Regions from separate parts of the Homo sapiens genome. Here region 1 is linked to region 2. Evidence: chromatin loops called from intact Hi-C (ENCODE). Cell type or tissue: PC-9. All regions are shown on one strand. Each heading gives the region's core, and the rest is flanking DNA. Links, peaks and the distances in the headings are about the cores only.

Evidence for each region. A loop is a pair of places that touch in the nucleus more often than their neighbours do. Peaks named below come from ENCODE experiments on the same cell type or tissue, not always from the same donor. Only the 100,000 strongest peaks of a DNase experiment are listed, where the experiment ranks them.
Region 1: a loop joins it to region 2, with 8 times the contacts of the local background. A loop is called at or near these places in 8 of 110 quality-filtered maps.

What each region holds. Positions count from the first base shown.
Region 1 is chr7:30,407,243-30,423,645 of GRCh38, reverse strand. No RefSeq gene overlaps it. Among named protein-coding and RNA genes, the nearest start is that of LINC01176, 25 kb to the right of the region's middle. RefSeq lists enhancers at 3,428-4,031, 10,185-10,254. In PC-9, for the core only: CTCF peaks have their summits at 10,197 and 10,401 (motif pointing right); a DNase peak (open chromatin) is centred at 10,395.
Region 2 is chr7:30,219,710-30,236,112 of GRCh38, reverse strand. It overlaps LOC124901607 (a long non-coding RNA gene), which reads right to left. Exons shown (of 3, transcript XR_007060274.1): 2 at 8,368-8,463. Among named protein-coding and RNA genes, the nearest start is that of ZNRF2, 57 kb to the left of the region's middle. In PC-9, for the core only: a CTCF peak has its summit at 9,180; DNase peaks (open chromatin) are centred at 9,122 and 10,012; H3K4me3 peaks cover 500 bases; H3K27ac peaks cover 2,538 bases.

The DNA of each region.
Region 1 (16,403 bases), core at 7,400-12,399, 190 kb before region 2:
ACTCAGAAACTACCAAATGTTATTGCTTTTAGAGACTATCAAAATTAAAACTGCTGCTTCTAGGGAATTAGAATTTGTGTGGTATTGACTTAAATTCTATTTGGAAATACTTTGATCTTCCAGATGGCAAGTGGTAGATTTTCTATTCCTCCTGTAAAACTGAGACCAGGCTCCTAATTTGATGGAAAGGTTCTCTTATTAGAAACAGGTGAGCTTCTGAGCAGAAACATGGAGACTTTTCCTAATCAAGAAAAAGACAATTGAAAAAAAAAATTCTGTAAACGAGGGCTATATCTCTTTCTTTCCACAGGACATCTTGATTGATTTTGGGAAAGAAGCTACAGCTCCCATATTTCACACCTGCACTTGTGTCATGTCCATGCTGACATGGAACTTCTTTAAAAAGCCATGTGGAGCCACTGTGTGGCCATGTGGTATTAGCTCTCTGGAGCGCCCTAGCTGTGTGGCTTTGGAGCACTCTTAAGACGGCCAGAATCTTGATTTCCTCCTTGGAAAAACTGAGAGAATCTGACTCAAAAGGTTGTTGAGAGGATTAAATGAGTCATGGAAAGTAGCTGGCACAAAGCCTGGCACAGAGTCCTGCTCAACGTATGGCAGTTAGTTACTATCAAGCCAGCGGGTCTCATTTCCGCTCACCGTGGGACTCCCAAGTTGTCCCCTTCTCACTCATAGGCTCAGGGAACTTTCCAACAAGGTCCAATACAGGACTAGGAGTTCTCAAAGTAAAACCCCAAAGTATTCAACATCAAGCTTCCTGCAATATCCTACCTTTGTCAGTGAAAAGCATAGCTGTTAGTTTTCATTATTATTACCAAAGACCATACTGCCATTTAAGTGTCAAGTCACTGAACATAGGGGGCACCTGTGTCTTCACAGCACAAAAGAACAGGGCAGGAGCTGGCACCACCCTATGGAGCCAGGCCCATGAGCCTTTGCCAAGCGGGAAAGCGCTTTCTGCTCATCCATATTTTGGTTCACTTCCAGGTGGACCACAGGTCTGTTTCCAGTAACCAACTGCTTACTTACAAGAAAAAAACCTTGCTCTAGAGCTGAAAGGCAAAACCATGACCATTAACCCAGGATCATGAAGAAGAATTTTAATGAAAGTAGAATGGCATTATGAGGAGGCTGAGACTCATTTTACCAGAGGACATCCCAACACTACTCTCTCAACCTTAAAATGGAATGAACTGCACCCAAGACCAGCTTAAGACTCTTAGAGACATTAAGTACTGAAAAGGTTATAGGCCCCTCTGGATCTATAATGAAAATATTTAAATACTAAATTATAAAGTAAGTGCAAAGATGTTAAACAAGTTTCTAATCTTTCCCATGACTACTTGGGTGTTTTTTCAGACCAATAACAAATATTAAAGTGTCTCAATTTTTTCCTGGACTTTTTTCTGTTATAAAGTGCATTTATTTTTGTTGTCAAAGTAATGTTGTTACCCAGTGTAACGTCTGTGTGACCTAAGTAAATTTCTTCCCCACCTTAACTCTGGTTATCTTTAGGAAACGGGATGTCTGTGGTCAAAAGCTCCCCATCATGACACCAAACCAGCTAAGAGTGGTGGGAACCAAGATGGCAGCTCACTTGACCTCTGAAGAACCTCTAACTTCATTATAATCTAATTTCCATGCTAAATGACCCTCCCCCCAGTGCCAAGACAGCTGACAATCACCATGACAACGACCAGAAGAAACCATAAAAGGACAAAAAAGGGGGACAAAAACTCTGGTTCTGAGAAGTTATCTACCTAATTCCCAGAAAAGACATGAATACTTTTCCCCTTGCTTTTAATTCCCCAACCCCTTCATTAAAGATGCTCCATATCTGTGACTTCCTGGCTCTCATGGGGAATGTCCTATATTTGTGATTTCTTGGCTGTCATAGGGGGATGCCCTATCCCTCATGGGCTGAGAAGTTGATTTGTGAGCCAGGCTCCCACATCTCAGTTCTATGGGCATCAAATAAAGCCTGCACTGCTAGATGCACACTTTCAATTTTGTGTATTGGCTTTGTGGCACCAAATAGGAAAATACTCCATTTTAGGGGGGATTAGCCTTGTCAGTAATGTCATAAAGGGAAAAATTTAATGTTTATAGTAACACAACACTAACACAGCTATTTTAATTTTTGTATGTAATCTTCCATGCTCTGCCTACTTTGAGACATCTTTTTACATAATTATAATCACAGAGTACATTAGCAGTTCTTTTTGTCATTTTCCCACACTGTTAGTCTCTATTATTTATTAATATATTCTACCAGTTTGAGAATTTGCTTAATAATATTCCAGACGTTCAGGTTAGACCTTCAAGTTTCCAGATTGACTGTGGTGGTGGTCACTATAGACAATATTTCTATGGAATTAAAAAATTCTTTATAGTTATTTCTTTGGAATGAGATTATCAAGGCAAAGATTCTTGCTATTAATTAGCCAGGTATAGTGATGTATAACTGTGGTCCCAGCTACTCCAGAGGCTGAGGTGGGAGGACCGCTTGAGCCCAGGAGGTCTAGCCTGTAAGTGAGCCTGGGTGACACAGTGAGACCCTATCTCAAAACAAAAACAAAACCAAAAACAAACAAAAAAACCCAGACCGTTGCTATGAAATATTATTTTTTAACCTATGTCAAGGGTGTAGTAAGTTTGGAAGCAAGTGAAAATTAGAGACCAATGTAATGTGAAGCCAGCAGTGTCTCTTTTGAATAGAATAAAACTCCCTGCCCTAACCTTCACACCAGACCAGTGTTCAGGCACCGCCCATACACATACGTGTGCTATGCCAATGACTGGCTGCAGGGAAGAATAAATGAACACATCAGCATCTGTTTTAAAGTGGCACTGTTGAAGATAACCACTTACTAGTGGGCAAGTGTCACAATCTTTAAAATCAGTTTTCCTTCATGTAAAACCTTTTTATTTATAAATATGTGTATGTGTCCTTCCTTTGCCTAAACAAACCCAGCCTGGCTAAACCCATGAACATCAGGCCAAATAAAAACTTCCTCCCAATGACCCTGTGAAGTAGAATTATTTCCTGAATGAGGAAACTGAGGACTAATAATATGAATATGTATCTTACTAATCAGGATTTGTATAAAAATTAAAAAAAAGCGGAGGAGCCAAGATGGCCGAATAGGAACAGCTCCGGTCTACAGCTCCCAGCGTGAGCGATGCAGAAGACGGGTGATTTCTGCATTTCCATCTGAGGTACCGGGTTCATCTCACTAGGGAGGGCCAGACAGTGGGCGCAGGTCAGTGGGTGCGCGCACCGTGCGCCAGCCAAAGCAGGGCAAGGCATTGCCTCACTTGGGAAGCGCAAGGGGTCAGGGAGTTCCCTTTCCGAGTCAAAGAAAGGGGTGACGGACGCACCTGGAAAATCGGGTCACTCCCACCCAAATATTGCGCTTTTTGGACCGGCTTAAAAAACGGCGCACCACGAGATTATATCCTGCACCTGGCTCGGAGGGTCCTACGCCCACGGAGTCTCGCTGATTGCTAGCACAGCAGTCTGAGATCAAACTGCAAGGCGGCAGCGAGGCTGGGGGAGGGGCGCCCGCCATTGCCCAGGCTTGATTAGGTAAACAAAGCAGCTGGGAAGCTCGAACTGGGTGGAGCCCACCACAGGTCAAGGAGGCCTGCCTGCCTCTGTAGGCTCCACCTCTGGGGGCAGGGCACAGACAAACAAAAAGACAGCAGTAACCTCTGCAGACTTAAATGTCCCTGTCTGACAGCTTTGAAGAGAGCAGTGGTTCTCCCAGCACGCAGCTGGAGATCTGAGAACGGGCAGACTGCCTCCTCAAGTGGGTCCCTGACCCCTGACCCCCGAGCAGCCTAACTGGGAGGCACCCCCCAGCAGGGGCACACTGACACCTCACACGGCAGGGTACTCCAACAGACCTGCAGGTGAGGGTCCTGTCTGTTAGAAGGAAAACTAACAAACAGAAAGGACATCCACACCAAAAACCCATCTGTACATCATCATCATCAAAGACCCAAAGTAGATAAAACCACAAAGGTGGGAAAAAACAGAACAGAAAAACTGGAAACTCTAAAACGCAGAGCGCCTCTCCTCCTCCAAAGGAACGCAGTTCCTCACCAGCAACAGAACAAAGCTGGATGGAGAATGACTTTGACAAGCTGAGAGAAGAAGGCTTTAGATGATCAAATTACTCTGAGCTACGGGAGGACATTCAAACCAAAGGCAAAGAAGTTGAAAACTTTGAAAACAACTTAGAAGAATGTATAACTAGAATAACCAATACAGAGAAGTGCTTAAAGGAGCTGATAGAGCTGAAAACCAAGGCTCGAGAACTACGTGAAGAATGCAGAAGCCTCAGGAGCCGATGCGATCAACTGGAAGAAAGGGTATCAGCAATGGAAGATGAAATGAATGAAATGAAGCGAGAAGGGAAGTTTAGAGAAAAAAGAATAAAAAGAAACGAGCAAAGCCTCCAAGAAATATGGGACTATGTGAAAAGACCAAATCTACGTCTGATTGGTGTACCTGAAAGTGATGGGGAGAATGGAACCAAGCTGGAAAACACTCTGCAGGATATTATCCAGGAGAACTTCCCCAATCTAGCAAGGCAGGCCAACGTTCAGATTCAGGAAATACAGAGAATGCCACAAAGATACTCCTCGAGAAGAGCAACTCCAAGACACATAATTGTCAGATTCACCAAAGTTGAAATGAAGGAAAAAATGTTAAGGGCAGCCAGAGAGAAAGGTCAGGCTACCCACAAAGGGAAGCCCATCGGACTAACAGCGGATCTCTCAGCAGAAACCCCACAAGCCAGAAGAGAGTGGGGGCCAATATTCAACATTCTTAAAGAAAAGAATTTTCAACCCAGAATTTCATATCCAGCCAAGCTAAGCTTCATAAGTGAAGGATAAATAAAATACTTTACAGACAAGCAAATGCTGAGAGATTTCATCACCACCAGGCCTGCCCTAAAAGAGCTCCTGAAGGAAGCGCTAAACATGGAAAGGAACAACCGGTACCAGCTGCTGCAAAATCATGCCAAAATGTAAAGACCATCGAGACTAGGAAGAAACTGCATCAACTAATGAGCAAAATCACCAGCTAACATCATAATGACAGGATCAAATTCACACATAACAATATTAACTTTAAATGTAAATGGACTAAATGCTCCAATTAAAAGACACAGACTGGCAAATTGGATAAAGAGTCAAGACCCATCAGTGTGCTGTAGTCAGGAAACCCATCTCACATACAGAGACACACATAGGCTCAAAATAAAAGGATGGAGGAAGATCTACCAAGCAAATGGAAAACAAAAAAAGGCAGGGTTTGCAATCCTAGTCTCTGATAAAACAGACTTTAAACCAACAAAGATCAAAAGAGACAAAGAAGGCCATTACATAATGGTAAAGGGATCAATTCAACAAGAAGAGCTAACTATCCTAAATATATATGCACCCAATACAGGAGCACCCAGATTCATAAAGCAAGTCCTGAGTGACCTACACAGAGACTCAGACTCCCACACATTAATAATGGGAGACTTTAACACCCCACTATCAACATTAGACAGATCAACGAGACAGAAAGTCAAAAAGGATACCCAGGAATTGAACTCAGCTCTGCACCAAGCAGACCTAATAGACATCTACAGAACTCTCCACCCCAAATCAACAGAATATACATTTTTTTCAGCACACCACACCACACCTATTCCAAAATTGACCACATACTTGGAAGTAAAGCTCTCCTCAGCAAATGTAAAAGAACAGAGATTATAACAAACTATCTCTCAGACCACAGTGCAATCAAACTAGAACTCAGGATTAAGAATCTCACTCAAAACCGCTCAACTACATGGAAACTGAACAACCTGCTCCTGAATGACTACTGGATACACAACGAAATGAAGGCAGAAATAAAGATGTTCTTTGAAACCAACGAGAACAAAGACACAACATACCAGAATCTCTGGGATGCATTCAAAGCAGTGTGTAGAGGGAAATTTATAGCACTAAATGCCCACAAGAGAAAGCAGGAAAGATGCAAAATTGACACCCTAACATCACAATTAAAAGAACTAGAAAAGCAAGAGCAAACACATTCAAAAGCTAGCAGAAGGCAAGAAATAACTAAAATCAGAGCAGAACTGAAGGAAATAGAGACACAAAAAACCCTTCAAAAAATTAATGAATCCAGGAGCTGGTTTTTTGAAAGGATCAACAAAACTGATAGATCACTAGCAAGACTAATAAAGAAAAAAAGAGAGAAGAATCAAATAGACACAATAAAAAATGATAAAGGGGATATTACCACCGATCCCACAGAAATACAAACTACCATCAGAGAATAGTACAAACACCTCTACGCAAATAAACTAGAAAATCTAGAAGAAATGGATAAATTCCTGGACACATACACTCTCCCAAGACTAAACCAGGAAGAAGTTGAATCTCTGAAGAGACCAATAACAGGAGCTGAAATTGTGGCAATAATCAATAGTTTACCAACCAAAAAGAGTCCAGGACCAGATGGATTCACAGCCGAATTCTACCAGAGGTACAAGGAGGAACTGGTACCATTCCTTCTGAAACTATTCCAATCAATAGAAAAAGAGGGAATCCTCCCTAACTCATTTTATGAGGCCAGCATCATTCTGATACCAAAGCCGGGCAGAGACACAACCAAAAAAGAGAATTTTAGACCAATGTCCTTGATGAACATTGATGCAAAAATCCTCAATAAAATACTGGCAAAACGAATCCAGCAGCACATCAAAAAGCTTATCCACCATGATCAAGTGGGCTTCATCCCTGGGATGCAAGGCTGGTTCAATATACACAAATCAATAAATGTAATCCAGCATATAAACAGAGCCAAAGACAAAAACCACATGATTATCTCAATAGATGCAGAAAAAGCCTTTGACAAAATTCAACAACCCTTCATGCTAAAAACTCTCAATAAATTAGGTATTGATGGGACGTATTTCAAAATAATAAGAGCTATCTATGACAAACCCACAGCCAATATCATACTGAATGGGCAAAAACTGGAAGCATTCCCTTTGAAAACTGGCACAAGACAGGGATGCCCTCTCTCACCACTCCTATTCAACATAGTGTTGGAAGTTTTGGCCAGGGCAATTAGGCAGGAGAAGGAAATAAAGGGTATTCAATTAGGAAAAGAGGAAGTCAAATTGTCCCTGTTTGCAGACGACATGATTGTATATCTAGAAAACCCCGTTGTCTCAGCCCAAAATCTCCTTAAGCTGATAAGCAACTTCAGCAAAGTCTCAGGATACAAAATCAATGTACAAAAATCACAAGCATTCTTATACACCAACAACAGACAAACAGAGAGCCAAATCATGAGTGAACTCCCATTCACAATTGCTTCAAAGAGAATAAAATACCTAGGAATCTAACTTACAAGGGATGTGAAGGACCTCTTCAAGGAGAACTACAAACCACTGCTCAAGGAAATAAAAGGATACAAACAAATGGAAGAACATTCCATGCTCACGGGTAGGAAGAATCAATATCGTGAAAATGGCCATACTGCCCAAGGTAATTTACAGATTCAATGCCATCCCCATCAAGCTACCAATGACTTTCTTCACAGAATTGGAAAAAACTACTTTAAAGTTCATATGGAACCAAAAAAGAGCCTGCATCGCCAAGGCGATCCTAAGCCAAAAGAACAAAGCTGGAGGCATCACACTACCTGACTTCAAACTATACTACAAGGCTACAGTAACCAAAACAGCATGGTACTGGTACCAAAACAGAGATATAGATCAATGGAACAGAACAGAGCCCTCAGAAATAACGCCACATATCTACAACTATCTGATCTTTGACAAACCTGAGAAAAACAAGCAATGGGGAAAGGATTCCCTATTTAATAAATGGTGCTGGGAAAACTGGCTAGCCATACGTAGAAAGCTGAAACTGGATCCCTTCCTTACACCTTATACAAAAATCAATTCAAGATGGATTAAAGACTTAAACGTTAGACCTAAAACCATAAAAACCCTAGAAGAAAACCTAGGCATTACCATTCAGGACATAGGCATGGGCAAGGACTTCATGTCCAAAACACCAAAAGCAATGGCAACAAAAGACAAAATTGACAAATGGGATCTAATTAAACTAAAGAGCTTCTGCACAGCAAAAGAAACTACCATCTGAGTGAACAGGCAACCTACAAAATGGTAGAAAATTTTCGCAACCTACTCATCTGACAAAGGGCTAATATCCAGAATCTACAATGAACTCCAACAAATTTACAAGAAAAAAACAAACAACCCCATCAAAAAGTGGGTGAAGGACATGAACAGACACTTCTCAAAAGAAGACATTTATGCAGCCAAAAAACACGTGAAAAAATGCTCATCATCACTGGCCATCAGAGAAATGCAAATCAAAACCACAATGAGATACCATCTCACACCAGTTAGAATGGCAATCATGAAAAAGTCAGGAAACAACAGGTGCTGGAGAGGATGTGGAGAAATAGGAACACTTTTACACTGTTGGTGGGACTGTAAACTAGTTCAACCATTGTGGAAGTCAGTGTGGCGATTCCTCAGGGATCTAGAACTAGAAATACCATTTGACCCAGCCATCCCATTACTGGCTATATACCCAAAGGACTATAAATCATGCTGCTATGAAGACACATGCACACGTATGTTTACTGCGGCATTATTCACAATAGCAAAGACTTGGCACCAACCCAAATGTCCAACAATGATAGACTGGATTAAGAAAATGTGGCACATATACACCATGGAATACTATGCAGCCATAAAAAATGATGAGTTCATCTCCTTTGTAGGGACATGGATGAAACTGGAAATCATCATTCTCAGTAAACTATCGCAAGAACAAAAAACCAAACACCGCATATTCTCACTCATAGGTGGGAACTGAACAATGAGATCACATGGACACAGGAAGGGGAATATCACACTCTGGGGACTGTGGTGGGGTGGGGGCAGGGGGGAGGGATAGCATTGGGAGATATACCTAATGCTAGATGACGAGTTAGTGGGTGCAGCGCACCAGCATGGCACATGTATACATATGTAACTAACCTGCACAATGTGCACATGTACCCTAAAACTTAAAGTATAAAAAATAAAATAAAATAAAATAAAGCAAAACAAAACTATCAAATCTATTCAGGGAAGGGATCTAGGCAAATGCAGAATGTTTTTCCTGGCAGTATCTAAGATTTCAATCTCCTCATTCTCCCAGTGAGGAAACTGGTGTCAGAGAGCAAAAGATACTCACTCAAGGTCACTTTAACTACTGGTAGAACAAGAACAGGGCTTCTGTCTGGTTTTATTTTCCCTCTGTTCTGATAGGGTTTGTGACCTTCAGTTCACTCTGCAACTGACCATCTTTCTGCCAAGTCTATCACCTGGTGACACAGGATTTTTTTCTTGGCCACTTTGTAAGCCAGGGACCTCTGGCCAGCGACGCCCCACCTGGGCCTTGCTCAGCCATGCTACCCTGCTGCAGGAGACAGCCTGCCCGGGACAAGTCTGGCTTGTGCACTGGTTCCCGGGTGCTTGTCCCGCACCCAAGAAGAATGAGGATATGTTGACAATCGAAGAGTGAGCAAGGCAAGGAGTCTGAGTGATGAAACAGCTTTCAGCGGAGAGGGGATACAGGGGTGGTCCCCCTACCTGAAGGTGGGAAAGTCCCCCCACTGTGGCTGAGTCTGGGGCTTTTATGGGCTGAGAATGGGAAAGGGGCAGGTCATAGGTAGTATTGGAAAAGGCAACATTCGATTGGTTAAAAGGCATTATTCAGAAAGAATCAATCAGGAAAGGGCGGGCAAACAGAAACAGAAGTTCTCACTCTAGGTCGCGGGTTTCATCAGGGACCAGCAATCCGGCCTTTCACCCCTCAGGCTGTTTTTTGGCTTTAAGGTGGGGTTTCACCTGGGACCTGTCCCATTTACCTAGGCATTTGGCTGCCTTCTGTCACTATCACTGGTTCCAATCTGCTAGGGCAAGTTATGCAAAATAGAGCTCTTTCCCCAAGGACACAGATGGGGTCTCTTTAATGTTCCTAGGATTTCTTCAGGAAGCCTGGTCTTTTCTCCTATATTCAGTTGCTACAAGTTGCAGGACTCTGGGGTCATGTCTCATGGCTGGAGTCACAGGCTGGGAGCACCCTGCAGAATGGCAAGTGACATCTTGACTCTACAGAGCCAACAGCCCGGGAGCACCACACAGAATGGCAGGTGACATCTTGGCTCTACAGAGCCAACAGCTTCGTCACTGGCTACAGATCCTCCATCCCCCAACCATGAGACTGGAACAAAGGAAGTAACTGGGTACATTCCAGAGAAGTGGAGAAGGTTGCAATTGAGTGACTTTCATCACAAGAGGGCAGCATGTGTCCAGTAATTAATCCATTATGTAAGTGGCCAAAGGATTCAACCGTGCATGGGGTCTGGTGACTGGCACATTGTTCTATTTAAATAAGGCTCAAACCAAAGTACATTGTGTTAAAAACAATTTTAAGCCCATTCATCCATGAGTTCAAAGATATCAATAAGTGCAAGAGTTGGCTGAGGGCACCTTAAAAGAACACTATTGTGGCAAGTTCTCTGGAGACTGAGGATCTGGGTTCAAATCCCGGTACTACCAGAAGCTGTGTGAGCTTGGACAAATGACTTAGCATTTCTGTACCTGAGCTCCCCATCCATAAGAGTTTTATAAAACAGTGCTCCCCTTGCAGAATTGTCTGGTTGTGAGTAAATGAATTAATAGGTGTAAAGCACTTTAAACGGTACCCAGTAGCAACTCCTGTTACCTAATGAGAACTTTTTCCTCTAGCACTGCCTTAATGAGCATCAGGGATAGGGCAAGAGAAGAAAAGAGACTCTGCCAGGCCATCCTTCCTAACATTAAGAGCCCCTCTACGACACTGCCATTTTCAAACTGATAGCAAAGTCCAGTCTTTTAAGCCCAGAGACTGGAACCCATTTCCAAGGCTGAATACCTGTGGGATTGGAACTAACTATTGTCTATACTTGAAATTGTCTTCAGTCTTATTCTGTCAAGAAGCCACATGTCCCAGTGAACACATATCCAGAAACATAGATCAGGAAAGCCAAAAACCAATTTGCATTTTGATTTGATTTCACAGATGTTAGAGTGTATCATCTGGCTTTCCACACTAAAATCATATGATTGAAGGTTCTTTGATGTCAGCATTTGGTTCTCTTTCCAGCACTCCTTTCATTCACTGATGAACATTGCTCCTGATTCCCCTGCCTGCAGCAAAAATGAATGAGTGAGCCGGAGAGGAGAGTAGGAAGGAAGGAGATGAGAACAGAATAGAACAGCAAGGAAGGACGTGGGTGGGCTAATTCCTGGAATCTTAACTTCCACCCTCTATTGCCACCATCCTATTGATGTGTCCAGGGAGGACTGGCCTGGTGCCTAAGGCCATCAGCTGCATCCTAAGCACACTGACGTTTCCTGGAGCCAGTAAGCTCATCACCTGCTGAACAGCTGTGGGGACAGCTCACCTGCCCACTGCTGCTTTCAGATTCCCAACTGGATATTCACTAGGTGATGTGTAAGATCTTCCTTCTGCTGAGAAAATGCACTTAGCTTGTTTCCAATTCACTTTCCCAGGAGAACTCACGGGTGATGAAGACTCTTCCACTTGAATCCTCTAGTCCATTGCTTCTCATTATCACCCCTGTAAGGAGACATTTTAGATATTTTCCCCAATCTCTCTCCCATCTTGAAATTTTAATACCACTGATATACTGTGTTTCTGTTTATGTACAACTGCAACCCTCTGAAGGCCACAAACCATCGAATAACTAAGTTCCTTTTTGTCTCCCAAGAATTAATTTTGCCCCTGTGGGGATGATAAAGCTCTTACTGAAAATCTCATCAAACCCTAGATAAGTCTTCTCATGCTTGTTGTCTCCAAGAACCCTTCTATCACCCTCTCTTTCTGTGTAGAGCGATTTGCTTTCTGCACATTATTCAACTTTCAATACATCTTAATAGTTATAAATTTAACATTCTTATTCTCTTTTCACTCTATCCTAAAGACAGTTTTATCTATGTGCAAGAACTGTGCTTATATTAGGAAAAGCAGTGCTGTTTGTGAAAGGGGAACAGGCCCTCCTAGCAGGGACAGTTGTTGCCTGAAGCCTTCTGGTCCCAGTTGCTTCAGAGATGAATTTCTGCAACATGTCCCGAATTACTGCCACCTGGCCTTTGGGGAGAACTTGAGGCTAACTTTGGCTTTGCTGCTGTGCAAACTTCCCTTTCTCACTTTCCAGTTCCCCCTCCCTAACTCCCCCTCTAAGAGACCCAGTGATACCCAGAATTCCCTTTTAAAATAGAACCCAGGCCTCTGCCACTCCGGGCTGCCTACTTCCCACATCAGCCCACCCCATGCATCATTGCTGAGCTTCGCTAGGTGTTGGGGACATCAGACTCATTCAGGCAATTCAGAATAAAACGCAACTGTCTCACAGGACTACCCATGTCAGATAGTTTAATATCAGAAGAGGAGCTGGCTGATCCAAAAACTCTACTTAGAAACACAAAGGATGAGAAACTTCAGGTCAAGATAATCTTCATTTCTCCTCAATTGTCTTCCCCACAGTTCCAGAATCATTCCAGGGTATGGTTGGCATTTCTGAAAGGGTTTGATCCCTGCAACACCTTAAGCAGAGCTCAAAGTCCATCTACTTTCTATCTATCCAACCATCCATTTGTTTCACAAATAAATACTGAACATCTGCTTTAGGCCAGGTACTGTGCTGGCTGATAGGAAATGGTTAGTGTCATGTCTGGACTTTTTACCCTACTTGCAAGTTAGTAAGTTAGACTGTTACTGTTTTGTGGATGCTGGCACAGGACGCAAGCCTCCTGGGTCAGAAGCACAGGACTTTATGATCGACAGAACAGTAGACAACATGAGCACGAGCATGTCTGCATCAGCCCCTGTGCCCCGTAGCCCACGAAGACAGTGTGCTGGGGCACAGGTGGATGCTACACATACAGTGGCTTTGCATGGCAGCTGAAGAACACTGAGCTTGAGGAGCCTGCCATTTTATAGCAAGCAGTAGCAAGTCTGCTCTCCGAACTGGAGGGAGCTACTACTTTATCCTCAAGGTTGTCTGCTGCGAACATAATGTCTGCTGAGAAGCAGTCTGAGTAGAGTGGTCAGGGCCTCGCCTTGTGTGCTTACCCAGCAAGAATGTGCTGGATGCTCAGGACTCAGGGCAGATCACCTCTCTCAACAGTGAACTAAAAACACGCAGAGAGCCTACACTCGCAGCACATACGGTCTAGTGGGGAAGATGGATATATTTATTCAAACCACCAAGTGGGTAACTGCCAAACTGCAACCATGATGAGTGCCCAAGGAAAGGTGCAAGGGCTTTCAGGGCCTATCATAGGCGTACCGTTCTCCCTTGAAATCAAGGACACAATCTGCAGGGAGGACAGTGAGGTTCAGTAAATGAACAGCATGGGCCAAGGCCCCATGGCTCCGAGGAGCCTGGCCATGAAAACTGGATCATAGAACTCAAGGAGGAGCACAGCACAGGTGGAGCTGGGAAATACAAGGTAAGGGCCCACCCCAAGACAGGCCAGTGTTTCTTAAACTGTATACTGTGACCTGCTAGGAGGTTGTGAAAGCAATGGGGTGTACGCCCAACCTCTGTTTTTAAAAAATGAAACAGAATAGAATATCAGAGTCCACCACAGAGTAGCACCAAGAAGCAGTGAAAAGCACGGGTCTGGACCCAGACTGCCACTCATTAACTGTACAACCTCAGACAAGCAACTGAACCTCTCTGTGCCCAAGTGGCTTCAGCTTTAAAGTGGTCATAAGAACATGTGCATCGCATGGGTTCTTACAGGGACTAGATGAGTTACTATTCACAGCACAGCAAGAACAGTGTCTGGCAATCAGTAACTGCCATGCAAGTATTTGTTAATCAAATAAAGGGTAAGTATTGTCTTGTGACACTTTTATAAAATATACATCAAGTGTACTGAGTTTCAATATAAACTGTCTTTATTGCGAGTAAAGGTCAAAAAAGTTTAAGAATTTTGGTCTTTCACAGAAATCTGAAGCCCCTGAAAGATTTCATCAGAGAGGAGTGGCACCAACAGGTTTACATTCCGAAAAGATGGCTTTGGCTGCAGTATGAAGTTGAGGACCTTATGAGACAACCAGCTGGGAGGCTCTCGCAGAAGTTGAGGCAGAGATGATGGTGGCTCATGGGCAGCACTAAGAAATAGCCACAGGGACCCATAGGCACTGATATTGCATGCAGAGATCTTGAGAGCTGTTTTGTGCATTCTGTGGCTAGGTCGCCGATTAGTGGAGAAAATTTTGTGATGGCATCTGAATCTACCTGGAACATCAGTGCCTATATTGGTCACAGCTTCTCTGGTGGCAAATAACAACATCCTTCTCTGGGTATCTTAAGCAAATGGGGGCATTTATAGGATAAATCCACTGGGGGCTAGCACACCAGCATGGAAAATGTGGTGGGGGGGGCAGGAACCAAGATAGTTCTGGAAGGCTAAGAAATACAGGAAGCAGGATCAACACCACCAGTACTCCACTGATACATTCATGAATGACTTCTAATAGTACCGTCTTGGTTTTACTCTTAATATTCAAAGTTCTTGGCAGACACAGCCAATCAACCAAGGTCAGGTCACAGGCAATGCCTTAGCTGACAGGAGACAGAGAGAGGGAGGATGTTAGCCCCTTTGTCTTTCATAGTGGGAGCTGGGGCAGTCACCCACCCAGATGACTCACAGTGGGAGATTTTCCCAGAATAGAAAGGGGCACCACCGGAATGGGTGAAGGATGGCACAGGGGGCACTGATGGTACAGGGAGTCAAGAATGATTCACGGGCTTTTGGATTGTGGGGTCATTTTGAAACTACTAGAAAAGAACTGGATTTTGTTTGGAGGGAAGGGTGAATGAGGAGGAAGCACAGGGCCGGTGTGGACATAAATTGAGTTTGAGGTGCATGTGAGATAAACAACTGGAGATACACAGGGCTGGGGCATAACAGAGGCCTGAGGTAGAGAAACAAGTTTGGGACTCAACAGGATATAGATAGTATTGAAGACATGGTCAAAGATGAGGCCAACCTAGGGCAAGAGTAGAGTGAGAAAAGACCAAGCACGAAGTCTTGAGGAATTCTGTCACTTAAAGACAAGGTAAAGGAGGATGAGTCTTCAAAGGAAACTAAGACAAGGCCAGAAAGGTTGAAGGAAAAGCAGACGGATGGTGGCGTGGTGTTGAGAAGAAGTCAACCACCAGTAAGAAAGTTTCATGCTCATGGATTTAGTGACAGGAAGGTCATGGGTCACCCTCATAAGAGCTGTTTTCATAAATTAATGCAAGGAAGCCAGACTGAAAAGGATTGAGAAATAACTGGAAGATGAGGATATCCTTCAAGAAATACAATGTGGGCTGGGGCACAGTGGCTTATGTCTGTAATCCTGGCACTTTGCGGGGCTGAGGCCCGTGGATCACCTGAGGTCAGGAGCTTGACACCAGCAAGACCAACACAGTGAAACCCCGTCTCTACTAAAAATATAAAAATTGGCCAGGTGTGGTTGTGGATGCCTGTAATCCCAGCTACTCAGGAGGCTGAGGCAGGAGAATCGCTTGAACCTGGGAGGCAGAGGTTGCAGTGACCAAGATCACGCTATTGCACTCCAGCCTGGGTGACAGAGCAAGACTCCATCTCAAAAAAAAAAAAAAAAAAAAAGGAAAGAAAGAAATATGATATGGAAGGGACAGGATATGACAGTAGCTCAAGAGGGTTATGGAGTCTAGGGAGGGTTACTGCAACTGCATCTGACTTAAAACAAAGGGAGCTCAATGTTAATGGCAAAGATGAAACTGGGTTCATTTCTTTAATTCCCAATTCTACTAACCTAAATGTATGATGTATTGGTAATTATTTTATTCTCATATATAGACCTGAAAAGTAAAAAATAAACGATTACATTATTAAATAGAACTTGATTCAGGGATTATGAAAACAGTCTCAGAGTGGGACTCTGGTATTAAATATGTGACTAATATGTTGTATATACGTAAATGATTTGCCTAACTCTTGTACATATGGCAGATTTTTGCAGTAAATAGTCCCCAATAAATCATACTCCCCTCTACGCAGGTGACTCACTAAATAATGGCACATCGGCAAACACGATGCAAGCAGGAGCTTGAGACATACTTGCAGATTGGGGCTTGCCCTCTCTTGCTGCTGGGAACACTTCCACCAACATGTGAAAAATCTCAGGCAGGCCTGCTGGAGACACACAGTCCAGCCAGCACCTATTTC
Region 2 (16,403 bases), core at 6,260-11,259:
AACTGGCTAGCCATATGTAGAAAGCTGAAACTGGATCCCTTCCTTACACTTTATACAAAAATTAATTCAAGATGGATTAAAGACTTAAACGTTAGACCTAAAACCATAAAAACCCTAGAAGAAAACCTAGGCAACACCATTCAGGACATAGGCATGGGCAAGGACTTCATGTCTAAAACACAAAAAACAATGGCAACAAAAGCCAAAATTGACAAATGGGATCTAATTAAACTAAGGAGCTTCTGCACAGCAAAAGAAACTACCATCTGAGTGAACAGGCAACCTACAAAATGGGAGAAAATTTTCGCAATCTACTCATCTGACAAAGGGTTAATATCCAGAATCTACAATGAACTCCAACAAATTAATAAGAAAAAAACAAACAATCCCATTAAAAAGTGGGTGAAGGATATGAACAGACACTTCTCAAAAGAAGACATTTATGCAGCCAAAAGACACATGAAAAAATGCTCATCATCACTGGCCATCAGAGAAATGCAAATCAAAACCACAATGAGATACCATCTCACACCAGTTAGACTGGCGATCATTAAAAAGTCAGGAAACAACAGGTGCTGGAGAGGATGTGGAGAAATAGGAACACTTTTACACTGTTGGTGGGACTATAAACTAGTTCAAACATTGTGGAAGTCAGTGTGGCGATTCCTCAGGGATCTAGAACTAGAAATACCATTTGACCCAGCCATCCCATTACTGGGTATATACCCAAAGGATTATAAATCATGCTGCTATAAAGATACATGCACACGTATGTTTATTGCGGCACTATTCACAATAGCAAAGACTTGGCACCAACCCAAATGTCCAACAATGATAGACTGGATTAAGAAAATGTGGCACATATACACCACGGAATACTATGCAGCCATAAAAAATGATGAGTTCATGTCCTTTGTAGGGACATGGATGAAGCTGGAAACCATCATTCTCAGCAAACTATCACAAGGACCAAAAACCAAACACTGCATGTTCTCACTCATAGGTGAGAATTGAACAATGAGAACACATGGACACAGGGAGGGGAACATCACACACTGGGGCCTCTTGTGAGGTGGGGGGAGGGGGGAGGGATAGCATTAGGAGATATACCTAATGTTAAATGACAAGTTACTGGGTGCAGCACACCAACATGGCACATATATACATATGTAACTAACCTGCACATTGTGCACATGTACCCTAAAACTTAAAGTATAATAACAAAAATAAAATAAAATAAAAAAGGAAAATAAATAAAAAGAAAAAATAAAAAAGTAAAATTTTATTAACATTTCTTATTTCAAAAGTGACATATTCAATAAGCAGAAGAAAATAATCACATATAATTCAGGGACAAATATTTTTAACATTTTGATATTTTTATACTTTAAAAAAATTAGGATTATGTGTTTGGGTACCTACTTTTTCAGTCAATATCATGTTGTAAAAATTTTGCCATAACAATATGTATATTCCCACAACAATATTTTTAGGGGATATCATGTATTCCATTGAATGGAGCTAATGTAATTTATCCAATCCCTTATTGCTGGACATGCAGGCAGATCTTAATTTTCACTCTTATAAACAGTTGCTATGATGAATCTTTATGTAGTTAAATGTTTTTTATATTTATGATTGCTTCCTTGGAATAAATTCTTCAAAGTGGAATTGCTACATTAAAATTTTTGTAAAATTCTAAGAGTTTTGGTACAAATCTAAATTAACTTTCAATAGTTAGACAAATTTAGTCTCCCTCCAGCAGGCCAGGAGTTTTCCTAAATGGTTCTTTTTTAATATAACTACATTGACAGGGCTCCCATAACTCGATGAATCACTTGTGCATTTGTATGAATCGTTTTTCAGACTGTTTCCCTTCCCAGAGGAAAGAGCAGAGCTCCCAGAGAGGCAGGAGCCTGGCAAAGGGCACAGAAAGATGGGCCAGGCCTGTGAACAGCAGTCCCAGCCAAAGGCCTTCTCCACAAGTAGACCTGCCTAACTCCTGCAGAGTGTTCCTCAAGCTGATGAAAATGCACATTACATTCATTCTAAGGGCAGAATTTTCTCTTCCCATGAGTGACAAAAAAAAAGATAAATAAATAAATTCAGAATTCTCAGATTGCAGCTCCAAGTCCTGCCAGCAACAATTAGTTGTAGAGAGGATAATGGTGTTTCCTCTTCTCGATCTTCACCTTCTCATACTTTTCTTCCTCTCTCATTCTTTGTCATCTATTATTTTCCAAAATAAAAATAGCTTTGTTGAATTTTCTATTTATATCCTTTCCAAGCAAGAAATAGGGATCTATATCACCATTTGAATGAATGTTCATTATCCTATTGTGGGGACGTTGTATGATTTATTTAACATGTATTAAATAATGTCTTGACAGCCATTTTGTTGTCTCCAATCTTCAATTTTTCACTAGTGTGCATCCCGACACCTCTGTCTTTGTATGCTTGTCCAATTTCCTCCTTAGGATAAATTCCTAGAAGAGGAATTGGGTCAAAGTAGATGCCTATCACCAAGCTGCCCTGCAAAGGGTTTCACCAATTTACTTCAAGAGGGAGGTTCCTAACATTGCAGGCAGGGCATGGGCACAGAAAAGCTTCTCCTCGATTTCTATTTCTTCCTTCCTTTCCTGTTAGCTGAGAGAGGCAAGTTGCTTTCTAGAGACCCCAACCACTCAATTAACTCTGTTAAAACTCTTCCTTCCTTTCTCAGATTAAAAAGAAGAAGAACTGTTTTGTGTCTTAGCCAGGAGCCCCACACCTTCTGTTACAAAGGAGTAAAATTGAAGGTGCCAGTCATTCAGTTGAAAACAAAAATTGCTGAAACTCGGTCCCACTGAGTCATCATCCATTAAAAACCTTGTAAGTTTTGTGTGTGTTTAATACATCTGGTATATTCACACAGAGGCCCACACACGTTTGATTATTTATACGGGGAAGGGTGTGTGTCTAGGGGATAAATGTATATATGTGTGTATAGATTACACATATGACCAAAAACTTAAAACAGAAAAATATAACCTCCCCTTTTCAAGGCATAGATTGATACTTTCTACAGAAGTAATCAATAAACCTATGTTTTTTTCATGTTTACAAATACAAATGAATAGTAAATATTTATTTTCCTGATTTTCACGGACATTGCTGATCTATACCTGGCATTTTTGGTAACATGCTTGTACCCTAAAGTGAGAATGGCAAGGGCTGCAGTCAGGGGCTGGGGGAGCCAGCAGGGCACTTTACAATTTCTCAGAAGGTGAATACTGGCCGCTGACTTTCATGTTAGGTCCAAACCTGAACTCCACCTTCTGCCCTCACCACCCCCAAAAAAACCCTCTGAATACAGAGACTTGGCTACTACTTCCTTTGACTATATAGCTACAGGAGAGATATAAAGAAGTTTTGTTTTTTTTTTTTTACAACACAGTTTCACTCTCCATTTCTTAAGGAAAGGAGCTACGCAAGTCTCAAGTTGGGATGACAAAGCTGTAATTGGAGCATCTGGTCTCCCTGCCTCCAGTGAGGCTGGGCATTTCCCAACAATATGTTCCGCAGGGTTTTCTGGTTTGGAGTCAAGCCACTGAGATACTGTCTCGCAGTTAAGTAGATCATGCAATTAGACAGATTAGACAGAGGAGCTCTCTCTCTCCCTCTCTCTGTTTTCAGTGTAGTTGCTTCCTCGGTTTGTGTTAATTCTAATAAGGCTAGTTAGAAGTCAAGCCATTCCACCTTCCAGCAACATGTTAACCAGGAGATAGGGTGCCAAGTTCATATTATTTGAATTTTTTAAAACATAGAATGTTTTCAGAAATGCAACTGAAACTGTAGTGGAATCCCTACCATCCCTAATATTTCACCAGATTCAGAATTTCAAGCATCAGTGGAAAGAGCAATTGATCAGGATCCCTATGCAGCCCCAGCTGTGATGCTAACCAGCTGTGTGGACTGTTCCCTTTACTCTAGTCTTCTCTGCCAACAGTGATAATAATGTGCGTGCTTCCCATCTAACTCATGGAGTTGCCACGGTAAGAACCAACTGAAGTAACAGGAAAGTATTTTGGAAATATACAAGGCAAGGTAGTCATCACTGCTGCCATGGCTTATTTTACTTGCTTGAGACCATATAGAAGGGAGGGGAAAGACTGATTTTATTACTCTAGCTACTCCCATTATTCTCTTAAGCAAGACACAAAGCTAATTCTTCCCTCTCCATGCAAGCCATTCTGCACTTACATACTCCCTGGACCTCGCTCCTGCCTCTAAAGACCTCCAGGGAAGGAAATTCTGTTCCACCCAGGCAACTCATTCTGGAGTTCAAAAACCTCATTATCTGGAAGTTCTTTCAATGTCTATCCATAGCCCCTTGTACTGCCAAGTAACTGATTACCTCTGATTCTGATTTCAGAGGAGATGAGGATTATCTCTTTCACCCTACTGTGACCTTCAAGGCTGTTGAGACTTTGCTGCTAAGTTTTCTTCTTCCCCTCTCCAGTGGAGGAAACATAAGATTTTCACATCCAGTTCAGAGGAATGTCAAGAATTTATTTTACATGCAGTTGAAAAGTTGATGCTGCAAGAACCCAGGACTCAGAATCAGGCTGAGGACAGGCTCTTAGATGAGGGAAAAGTCACCAACCACAAAGACATCTCCTGAAGTTGATCAAAGCGTTCCCATCTGTTGCCCAAGAGACAATGACCAGGCAGGGCAGATCAAAGAAAACCAATGTTTTATGGTGATAGTTAGAGCACCCTAGGGCTGCAGCTGTCAAAGTTCTGTTCTTCAGTGGTCCAGCCAGTGGAAGGGTCTGGCAATGTTCTGTTTTCCAGAAGCTTCCTTTGTAAAACTTCAGAATGCTCTTGTATTAGTCCATTCTTGGGCTGATATAAAGAAATACCTGAACTGGGTAATTTATAAAGAAAAGAAGTTTAATTGGGTCACAGTTCTGCAGGTTGTACAGGAAGCATAGAAGCTTCTGCTTCTGGGAAGCCTCAGGAAGCTTCCAATCAGGGTGGAAGGAAAAGGAAGAGCACACACTTCACATGTCCAGAGCAGGAGGAAGAGAGAGCGAGGAGGTGCTACAATCTTTTAAACAACCAGGTCTCACAAGAACTCACTATTACGAGAACAGCACCAAAGGGATGGTACTAAACCATTCATGAGAAACTGCCTCCATGATCCAGTCACTTCCCACCAGGTCCCACCTCCAACATTAGGGATTACAATTTGACATGAGGTTTGGACGGGGACACAGATCCAAACCACATTAGCTCTGAATGTCTTCAACAAACAAGAGTCAGGGGCATATGTTACCACCACCTGTATTTTACAGAAAGAGAAATTCAGATATATTGTTCATCCTTTTTTGCAACTTTCTGCACTACATAGTGGACTCTTTATCAAAGCTAGGGTATTTTTCAGGGATGCTAAAGTATTGAAATAAGTTCCAGCACTGTGATTTATTTCTACAGAGAGGCTTTCATTTTTTTTGCATCCTACTGCGAAGGAATCACTTTCCATAAGGGAGATCATTTTGAGTTTGAGTGTAACGCGGTCAATCAGGAGGCAGGGATGGGAAAGCTCCACCCTTACATTGACTTACACCTAAGGCAGAGAAGGGCCTTCTGCAGATCAGAATCCCATTGGCCTTTGTCACTGAAGTAGCAATGCTTCTCCTCTTGTATGCAATGGGTAGTCTCCGAGCCCAGAGTGACCTGCAGAGTCTCAGAACACAGTCCACCTTCAGCTCTGTCAGTCCTTCGGTATGTGGGCATTGGCATCGAATCCTGGCACTAGGCCTGCCTCTAACATTAGTGGTGGCCAGGGCAACAGTACAGCTGGAAGCCCCCTGCACTCCACCTGCCCCACCTCTCTTCCCATCCCTAGCTCCATCTTGTACTGAAAAGGATTTGGGGACCCAAGCTCCATCTGCTGTACTCCCCAAAACATCTGCCTTCAGCCACCACTCAGACCAATCAAGTAGCATGTTCTAGAATAGAAATGGGGCATGGCCTCCAGGTAGTCACATCCTCTTGGTGCCTGGTCTCTTTCCTCCATGGAGGTAGGTGGAATGGTTTGAATGGATGGTGTCCTCTGAAAAATTCATGTTGAAACGTAATCCCCAATGTAACATTATTAAAACTTATGGCCTTTGAGAAGTAAGTCATAAGGGCTCTGCCCTCATGAATGGGATTAGTGTCCTTATAAAAGGGCTTGAGGTTGAAGGGAGTGTCTCCAGCCCCTCCATCCCTTCTGCCATGTGAAGACACAACATCCCTTCTGCCATGTGAAGACACAACATCCCTTCTGCCATGTGAAGACACAACATCCCTCCCCTCCAGAGGATGCAGCAACAAGGGACCATTTTGGAAGCAGAGAGCAGCCCCCACCAGACACCAATCCTGCTGGCACCTTGACCTGGGACTTCCAGCTTTCAGAACCATGAGAAATAAATGTCTATAGTTTATAAATTACCTAGTCTGTGGTATTTTGTTATAGCAGCACAAATGGACTAAAACAGAGGGCAGAGGGAGAGGGAGCTTTCTAAAGCTCAACCCTAAACCCTTTCACTTGCTAGCTGAGGCAAGTTGCTGAAACTGCCTCTGCCTTAAATTCCCCATCTGTGAAATGGGAATAATAGAGATGCTTACCTCATGGGCTGCTATGAGCACTAAATGAGATAATTCATGTAAAGTGTTTAGAACAGTGATAGGTCGTAGAAGCACTCATAAATGATAGCCATGATTGTTCTTAATTTATACCTGTAGAGTCTGAATTCTAGGCAGGTAACCACTTCCCCAGCCACTGCATTCATCCCATTTAAACACCCTTGCCACTATGCAGTTGCCACCAAGCATTGAACAGTTTCCTAGACCAGCGCTGCCCAATAGAAAGTCAATGCAAGTCAATAAGTAATTTTTAATTTTCTTTTTAAAAATAATTTCAACTTTTATCCTAGATCCAGGGTTACATATGCAGGTTTGTTACATGGGTATATTGTATGATGCTGAGGTTTGGGGTACAATGGATGCCATCACCCAAATAGTGAGCATAGTACCCAATAGTTAGTTTTTCAACCCTTGCCCCACTTCCTTCCTCCTACCTCTAGTAGTCTCTATTGTCTATTGTTGCCATCTTTATATCCATAAGTAGCTAATGTGTAGCTCCCACTTACAAGTGAGAACATGTGGTATTTGCTTTTCTGTTCCTGCATTAATTTGCTTAGGATAACGTCAAATTTTCTAGTAGTTACGCTAAAACAAGAAAAGAAGGAACAGGCGAGATTAATTTCATAGTGTATTTTATTTAACTCAGTATGTCTAAGATATTATCATTTTGACATGTAACCAAGATAAAAATTATTATGGATATATCTATGTTTTGGTACAAAAGCTTCCAAATCTGGTGTTTATTTTATGCTTACAGCACATTGCAACTTGGACTAGCCATGTTTCACACACTCAATAGCCACACATGTCCTGTGGCCACCATATTGGCCTGTGCAGCTCTGGATCCTTGCTGCCTATGGTGGCCTGCTAACCAGTTGCATCTGCACCGGCAGGCCAGATCTACCAAGTCAGAAGCTGCATTTCAGCAAGATCCCCAGGCGATACGTGTACACATTAAGGTTTGAACAACACTGGGCTAACACTATCGGCTAAAAGCAAACTTGGAGCTTGTAGAAAGCAAGAAGGAGCTCTCCCCTCTCACCACTCATTCTTTGTGCCTCTTTTGAGACCCCTCCAGAGAGCTTCAAAAATGTAATGCCTAGACCCTACTCCTGAGATTCTGATTTAACTGGTTTAACGAGGGACCTTGGAAATAGGAATCGATTAAGACGTTCCACAGGTGATTCTGACACGTAGCCTGGTGGAGAATCACGGGCTAACCCAACACTAAACACTGTGGCCTCATTCAGCTGCCAAACACACCTGAACTACATCCTTTCAGGCTTTGGAGTAAGTCAGGTTGAGCAACACAGCTCAGTATAAGCAGCTAAATCTCTGTAAAATTGTTCAAATGGTCCCAGTTGTCTCACAAACTCCCAGAAATTAATGCCATATGTGAAAATCGTATCCCTTTGGGAAAATAAGACATTCTTAATGTGGCTGCTGCTGTCCATTACTGGCTGCAGTTTGCTAGCTCAAGTAATTCCCTTTTGGTTACCAAGATATAAGGAAAATATAGAATGTATATATTTATTAAATTATTAATTATCCTACTAAAAGTCCTCATGTTCAACATATTAATATTGTTGGTCATTTCCAGGAAATAGTTAAATTCCACAGACATTTATTGAGTCCCTACTGTGTTCCAGACCTAAAGGGGCTGCAAAGATGTTTCAATAAAACAGATCCTACCTTCAAGGACCTCACCACCTTGTGGGGACCCAGCAAGGGCCTGGGATTCAGGAGAGTCGAGTCTTATCTGTCCTTCAGTTTCTCAATCTGTAAAAACTCAAATAAAATAGAACATGTTTATTACCAGTACTTAGAGCATCTAAAGGATTTCAAGCATCATCACTTTTTAACATTATTGTTGGCATTTTTTAACCTTAAAAAGTAATCTCAATGTATACATTTTCTAAAGTCACTCATTTTCTTCTTGAAAAGAAAGCTTTCTGGATAAGGCATAAATATAACTTTAAGTCATTGTGGGTCCAACTTGATCATTTTCCCCCACTGTTTTGAAATACTATATATTTAATATAATAATGAAATGGTTAGGGACATGCAGTTTTAAATTATGCAAATCACAAATGCTGGAAAGGAAGACATTTTGGTACTCTATTTCTTTCCAGAATTCTTGTGTGTGGGTTGGGTGGGTGTGCACATGGGCACGTGTTTGCATTTTTTCTTGCCTGAAAAGGAACACGAAAAGGCAGAAGAGGAAAGAGAAGGGACAGTTAAAAAGACAGTGACCCTGTCTCAAAACAAACAAACAAAAAAAAACAGTGAGCGAGGCAGCGGGAGGTGTAAGCAGAGAAGAAGGAGAAAACATGGCTTTGAAAGGCTACCTTGAGGGAGAACACAGGACTGGTGAGAGGAGAAAAACCACGGTTGGAGGCCACCTGCCCCACCTGCTGGCAAGGACCTAAGTTTTCCCTGGAAGCGGACTGCGCTGCCCCTGCTGGAAATTGACAGGCCTTCTGCCCAAAGGAAAAAAAAGTCCCATTTTAAGAACAAATCAAGTTGACAACACATTGCCATTCTGTCTTACCGGGTTGAGTCTTAGTGTAGCCACTTTGAGGAGCCATTTAACAGGTATCAGGCTGCCTGCTCATAGCTGAAAAGCCTCCCCAACAGAACATATGGCTCAGAGCTGGCCCCTGCTCCCTTCACACAATTCCTCTCCACCTCGTCCCTCCCTCACCGTGTGTGCAGCCAGGTGACGGGGCTTGGCAGGTGCCTCTCTGGCTCTCACTTGCAATCCTCCATCATGGTACCCTCACATCCTTCTGGGCATGCAGGCAGCAGTTTGGCTCGTGAGATCGTAAATGTCAACCTGCCATCACCTGTCTTTCCTTGCTCATCACCCTGAGGGGCAGAGCTGACCCGAAGCAGACAGCAAGCACCATCGTGGGAGGCAAAATGGATACACCGAGCCAAAGGAGTGTGATTAAAAGGCCTAACTCCCTTCTCTCCCTATTGCTGGCATTGGCCCTGCTAAGCCCATCTCCCAGGAAGATTGCCTTTGTGATTGTGTGTCACCCAGAAAAGAATAATAGCACGTTTCTCCAAGTCCCTTCTTGTGAAAATATAACATGTCAGGAAAGAGGGGGAGAGATGGAGGGGCAGGAGAGAAACTTTGCAGCTGACACCAGCTGTAGCTGTTTCCCCATTTCTGGATGCCTGCATGGTTCTGCTAAATGGTGGGGGAGCAGCTGGGGCAGCCAGGGAGGGAGCTGAGGCCTGGCAGTGATTCAGACACACAGAGCTTGCTGAACCAGTGTGTTTTATAAGAAGGTGGCAGAAAAGGGAAGTGGAAAGGGAATGACTAATAAGGAAGTAATTTTGAAACAGAAACCTGTCTGGATTTGGAAGCCAGAGTGACAGCCCCAGGTGGGAGAAGGAGCAAGCCTGTTATTAGAATTGACGAACACATAAGTGCTGTATCACTCCCCAAGAGCCCTGCCTGTCTCCCTCTCAACTCTCGCACAAGTGGCCCTGTATCAGGAGTGAACCACACAGAAACAAAGTGCTTTAGACAGACGCAGGATTTACACTGCCAGAGCCTCAGCTGAAGAGGCCTGACCCATGTGGAAGGCCTGCAGATAAGAGAATGAGTGCAAAAATAGAAGGATCAAGAGATTAATTATAAAGCAAATATAGCAACAGAGCAGAAAATGCGGACAATTGAAGGGGAAAATCCATGCTATTCCACCTGCCTAATGATGGTATTTTCATTCTGTGAATGCTTTCCTAGCCTTGCCCACATATACACATTTTTACAAAATTTTCAGTGTACCCAGAATTTCATACTTGCTTTTTTCATTTGTCTTTACATCAGAAACATTTCTCCTGCTATTTCACACTGTTCTTATCACTGGTAATTGCTATAAAATATTTTACCTAATGGATATACCACAATTTACTGAAATATTTACTCTGTAAGTAGATTGCACTTTTAAAAAAAAGACGTATTTGAGGTATAATTGATATACAACAAACTGTACAAATTTAAAGTGTATAATTTGATAAGCTTGACATGAGTCAGCCTGTAAAACCATCACTACAATTAAAATAAAAACATATCCCTCACCCCTCCACCAAATTTCCTGCAACCCCTTTGCAACCTCTCTCTCTTCTCTGGGTCATTTCTACTTGTTAGGTTTTTATTTTGGTGGTCTTCCATGCCTCCTTGTATTCATACACTTGTGTAGTCTCCTCTCCCTTGAATCTGGGCTGCCTTGTGATCTATTTTAAATAATGGAATGTGGTGAAAGTGATGCTATGCTAGTTTCAGGCTTAAGCCTTAGAAAAGACTAGCAGTTTATGTGTTTGCACTCTTGAAATGTTTCATCTTGGAATTTAGCTGTCATGCTGGGAGGAAGCTCAAGCAACGACATAGAAAGGACCCCTGGAAGAAAACCAAGACCCCTGGCTGAGAGCCCTAGCTGAGCTCCCAGGCAGCAGCCAGCAGCCACAGCCAGCCATTTGGACATTTCAAGCATACTAGTGCTCCAGCCCACACCACATGAAGAGAACTGCCCAGTCAACCCACAGAGTCCTGAGAAATTATAAATCATCATAGTCTAAGCCACTAAGTTTCTTGAAGTGGTTTGTTACACAATTATGAGTAAGCAAAATAGGCTGAGAACACAAGCGATTTTTGTTAGGATGGAGAGACCCATTCTTGGAGAGTCCCATGAAACAGAAACAGAGAAGTGAAGCAGGATTTTTTTCAACCCCATGTCACTCTCCAGCTCTTGCCTCCTTTACCGCTAAATTTCTTAACAAAGTGCTGATCCTTGCTGTCCATCCTTCCTTGCCTTGAGCCCACTCTTAAAATTGGCCTTCCAATGGTCCTATCACCTTTAAAAATGCTCTTCCTGGAGTCACCAGTGAATTTTTTATTGCTCAACCAAGAGGAAGCTTCAGTCCTCATCTTATCTGACATATCAGCCACATTTCTCTTCCTTCTTTAAATCATCTTCTTCCTACATTCACTGAGTAAGATAGATATTGGTCCATCCACATCTCGGAGACCTAAAGAAATAGTGACTTAAAAGCACAGGATTTTATTGCACTATCATGCAAACATTGAAATTGGTGTGTTGGATCTGCTCTGCAACATTGTCCCAAGCCCAGGTTCTTTCTATCTTGTTGCTCTAACATCCTTAGGTATCCCACCTGTCTGTGTGGTTCAGGATGGTTCTTCCCACAGCCACAATCCACCACTGAAAAAGGGAAAATATATAGGAGAGAGCATATCCTTTCCCTTTAAGAGAATAATCTGTAGTTGCACATGTTGTGTTCAGATCCTGTAGCCGGAACAGTCACATGGTCACATCTAGCTGCAACAGAGGTTGGTAAATGCAGTCTTTAGCTAAGTGAACATGCACGCAGCCAACAATTCTATCACTGTGGAAGAAAGGGAGGATGGATGTTGGGGCAACTGGCAGTCTCTGTCATACTCACCTTTGTGACTCCTTCTCATTCTCCTTTGTAAGCTTCTCTTTTTCTACCCAATCTTGAAATGCTGATATTCCATAGGCCTTAACCCACCTCCCTGCCTTTCTCATTCTACACATACTGTACTCTGTGTAATTTAAACAGCTACAGAATGTTCTCAGTTTGTAACTTCCTATGGCCGTCCTGCCAATCCTCCCCTCCTTTACCCACTACCCTGTGTCATCATCGTGTTTCTAAGGGAAAATAGATTTGTTTTAACATTAGCCACAGCTCATCTATAGAGCTAAGGTGTATGTGTGGGAGGAGAGAGAGGTTAGAAAGGATTTTAAAGTGTTTTTTCAAACTTGGTAGAAATATTTTTTAACATATTTTTTCTTTTTTGGATCCTAGACCACCTTTGTTTTTTAACCTTAGAAAAGTGTAAGAAGATTCTGTGGAGAAAAGCCATATGAAGTCTGAATTCCCTAGGCATGGTTAATAATAGCCAACTTTCATAGACCATACAGCACTTTATAAATCCCTTAATCTCCTGTGATCTACACACCTAATCTGTAAGGAAGCTATTATCCATATGTTACTAATGAGGATGATGGTAATCAGATTGGTGGTCACCTGCCAGAATCACACAGCTAGCGACGCACAGTCAGGACTTGAGCACATGTGTCCCATTGGTCTGCACTGTGTTCCCACCTGGAGGCTTCCAGATGTGGCTGATAGTGTTTCCTAAAGGAATACTTGGGGCTAGATAGGTCCTAAAAGTGTCTGGCTGCCTTAGAGTAGGGGATGCTTATATATTGACAGAGGACAGTTTCAGCTGCAGATCTGTGTGGCAGCAGAGAGCGGAGAAGTTTGGTAGAGGTTATAATTAAAACCCAAGTGCCAGTTCTTGGAGGGATGCACACTCAGATCCTGCTCAGGAAACCGGGGGAGCGGGGCAGCTTCCTTATGACTGTTGCATGCTGATCGTCCTGCCTGAGGCTGGGTTTTGGGCTTTCCCTCCCTTTGCTGGGTGCTGTTAAAAAGGACCAGGTTCCTGCAGGCCTCTCTGTCAGCCTGGCACTGGCTTTACAGTCTCCCAGTGGTGTGATTAATGTCTGGGCTTAGGAGGAAATTTCCTCTGCAGGTTTGAGTTTATGCAGGTGAAGGGAAGGTACAGCTGATCTAAAGCATCTGTAGGCCTCCTGGGGTTCTGGGCATCCCTGGGCCTTTCTCCACCTCCTGTTGGTTGGAGGATGTAGGAGCCGACTGAGTGGAGGTCTGCGGCATGCTGGGCCCAGAGGTAGTCAAGTGTATTCCTCATGATGTGTCCTGAAATGATGTCACCCACGCTCCTGGGGGTGGGAATGAGGTAGGCAAGGCTCAAAACCGTGCTCAGGCACCCCCACTCACCCTCTCCAAGCAGAGTAGTCAAACAACAATCATACCAGAGTTTTTTATCCTTAAAATAGCTGAGGGGCTCAGTTTTTTCAGCAAAAATTGAAAAGTGAAAAACCTTGATTCAAGTGAAAGCCTACTATTGATATTAATTTAATGGATGAGATTTTTTTTGCCTTTACTGGAGTGTAATTACATACAATAAACTGCTTCCTTTTCAAGTGTATGATCTGATGACTTTTCCCAGGCATGCACACTTGTGAAATCACCAGCACAAGCAAGATACAGAACATTTCCATCATCCCCAAAAGCTTCTTCATTCCCCTTTGCAGTACTTTCCACACTCTGCCCCTGCGCCCAACACTGCTGATCTGCTTTTCGTCGCTACAGATTAATGTATATTTTCTAGAATTTATATAAATGGCATCAGAGAGTGTGGACGCCTTTGCTTCTGTCTTCATTCACTTAGCATAATGATTTTTAGGCTATCACTAGTTTATTCCTCTTTATTGCTAGTAATATTCCATTTCATGGATAACCTCATTTTGTTTATCCAATCACCCACTGACGGACATTCGAGTTGTTTCCAGTTTTTAGTTCATGCGCATAAAGCTCCTCTGAATATTTGTGCACAAGTCTTTGTGTGGGTGTGTTTTCATTTCTCTTGGGTAAATACCTAGGAATGAAATGACTAGGTCATATGGTAATATGCTTAAATTTTTTGAATATGTATTAACTTATTTTCTTTCTAAATGAACTTTATTTTTTTAGTGCGGCTTTAGGTTCACAGCAGAATTGAGCAAAAAGTACAGAGATTTCCCATTACCCTCTACCCCCACCATGCACAGCCTCCCCATTATCAACATCCCACACCAGAGTGGTACATTCGTTACAGCTGATGAACCCGCACTAACACATTACTATCTACAGTCCATAGTTAACATTAAGGTCCACTGTAGGTGTTGTGCATTCTATGGGTTTGAATAAATGTATAGTGACATATATTCACCATTATAGTATCATATAGAATAGTTTTATATTCTATATGATATAATAGTTTTACTTATTATAGTATCCTATAGAATAGTTTTACTGCACTAAATATCCTCTGTGCCTTGCATATTCATCCCTCCACCAGGCCCTGACAACCATTCATCTTTTTACTCTCTCCATCATTTTGCCTTTTCCAAACTGTCATATGCTGGGAATTATACAGTATGTAGCCCTTTAAAATTGGCATCTTTCACTTAGTAATATGCATTAAATTTCATCTATGTCTTTCTTTTAGAGACAGAGTCTTGCTCTGTCACCCAGGTTGGAGTGCATTGGCGTAATCATAGCTCACTGCAGCTTCGACCTCCTGGGCTTGAGTGATCCTCCTGCTTCAGCCTCCTGAGTAGCTAGGACTACAAGTGTGAGCCATCATGCCTGGATAATTTTTTAATGTTTTTGTAGATATGGGGTCTAGCTATGTTGCCCAGGCTCACATCCATTTCTTTTCTGGCTTGATAGTTCATTCCTTTTTAGTTCTGAATAATATTCCATTATCTGGATGTACCACAGTTTATTTATCTCCTTACCTACTGAAGGATATCTTGGTTGCTTCCAAGTTTTGGCAAATTAGGAATAAAGCTTCTGTAAATATCCATGGGCAGGTTTTCGTGTGGATGAAAGTTTTCAACTCCTTTGGGTAAATACCAAGGAGCATAACTGCTGGATCATATGATAAGAATATATTTGTTTTTGTAATAAAACCATCTTCCAAAGTGTCTACCATTTTGCATTCCTAGCAGCAATGAATGAGAGTTCTTGTTGCTCTAACTTCTTGTCAGCATTTGGTGTTATCAGCATTCTGGATTTTGGCCATTCTAATAGGTAGGTGGTGTTATCTTGTGTTAATTTGCATTTCCCTGATGACACGTGATGTGGAACATCTTTTCATATACTTATTTGCTAACTGTATGTCTTCTTCGGTGAAGTGTCCATTAAAGTCTTTGACCCATTTTTACATCAGGATGTTTGTTTTCTTATTGTTGAGTTTTAAGGGTTTTTTTTTTTTATATATTTTGAATAAAGTCCTTTATCAGATATGCCTTTGCAAATATTTTCTTCCAGTCTATGGCTTATCCTTTTATTCTCTTAGCAGTGTCTTTCACAGAGCAGAACATTTGAATTTTAATGATGTCCATTTTGTCAGTTTCTTCTTTCATGGATTGTGCCTTTAGTGTTACATCTAAAAAGTCATCACCAAACCCAAGGTCATCTAGACTTTCTCCCATGTTATCTTCTATGAGTTTTATAGTTTGCATTTTACATTTAGGTCTGTGATCTATTTTGAGTTAATTTTTGTGATGGGTTTAAGGTTTGTATCTAGATTTATATTTTTGCATGTGGATACCCAGTTGTTCCAGCACCACTTTGTTGAAAAGACTATCTTTTCTTCATTGTATTGCCTTTGCTTCTGTGTTAGAGATCAGTTAGCCACATTTATGTGGGTCTATTTCTGGGCTCTCTGTTCCGTTTTATTGAGCTATCTGTCTATTCTTTCACTAGCACCACACTTTTGTGATTACTGTAGCTTTATAATAAATCTTCCATTACATAGGGTTGGTCTTCCAACTTTGTTCTTCTTCAATGTTGACTTGCTACTTCTGGGTCTTTTGCCTCTCCATATAAACTTTAGATCAGTTTGTCAGTATCCACAAATTAACTTGCTAAGATTTCATTGACTTCACATTGACTTTATAGATAAAGTTGGGAAAGAACTGACATCTTGACAACATTGAGTCTTCCTATCCATGAACATGGAACATCTCTTTATTAAGTTCGTCCAGGATTTCTTTTATCCAAGTTTTGCATTCTTCCTCATGTAGATCTTGTGCATGATT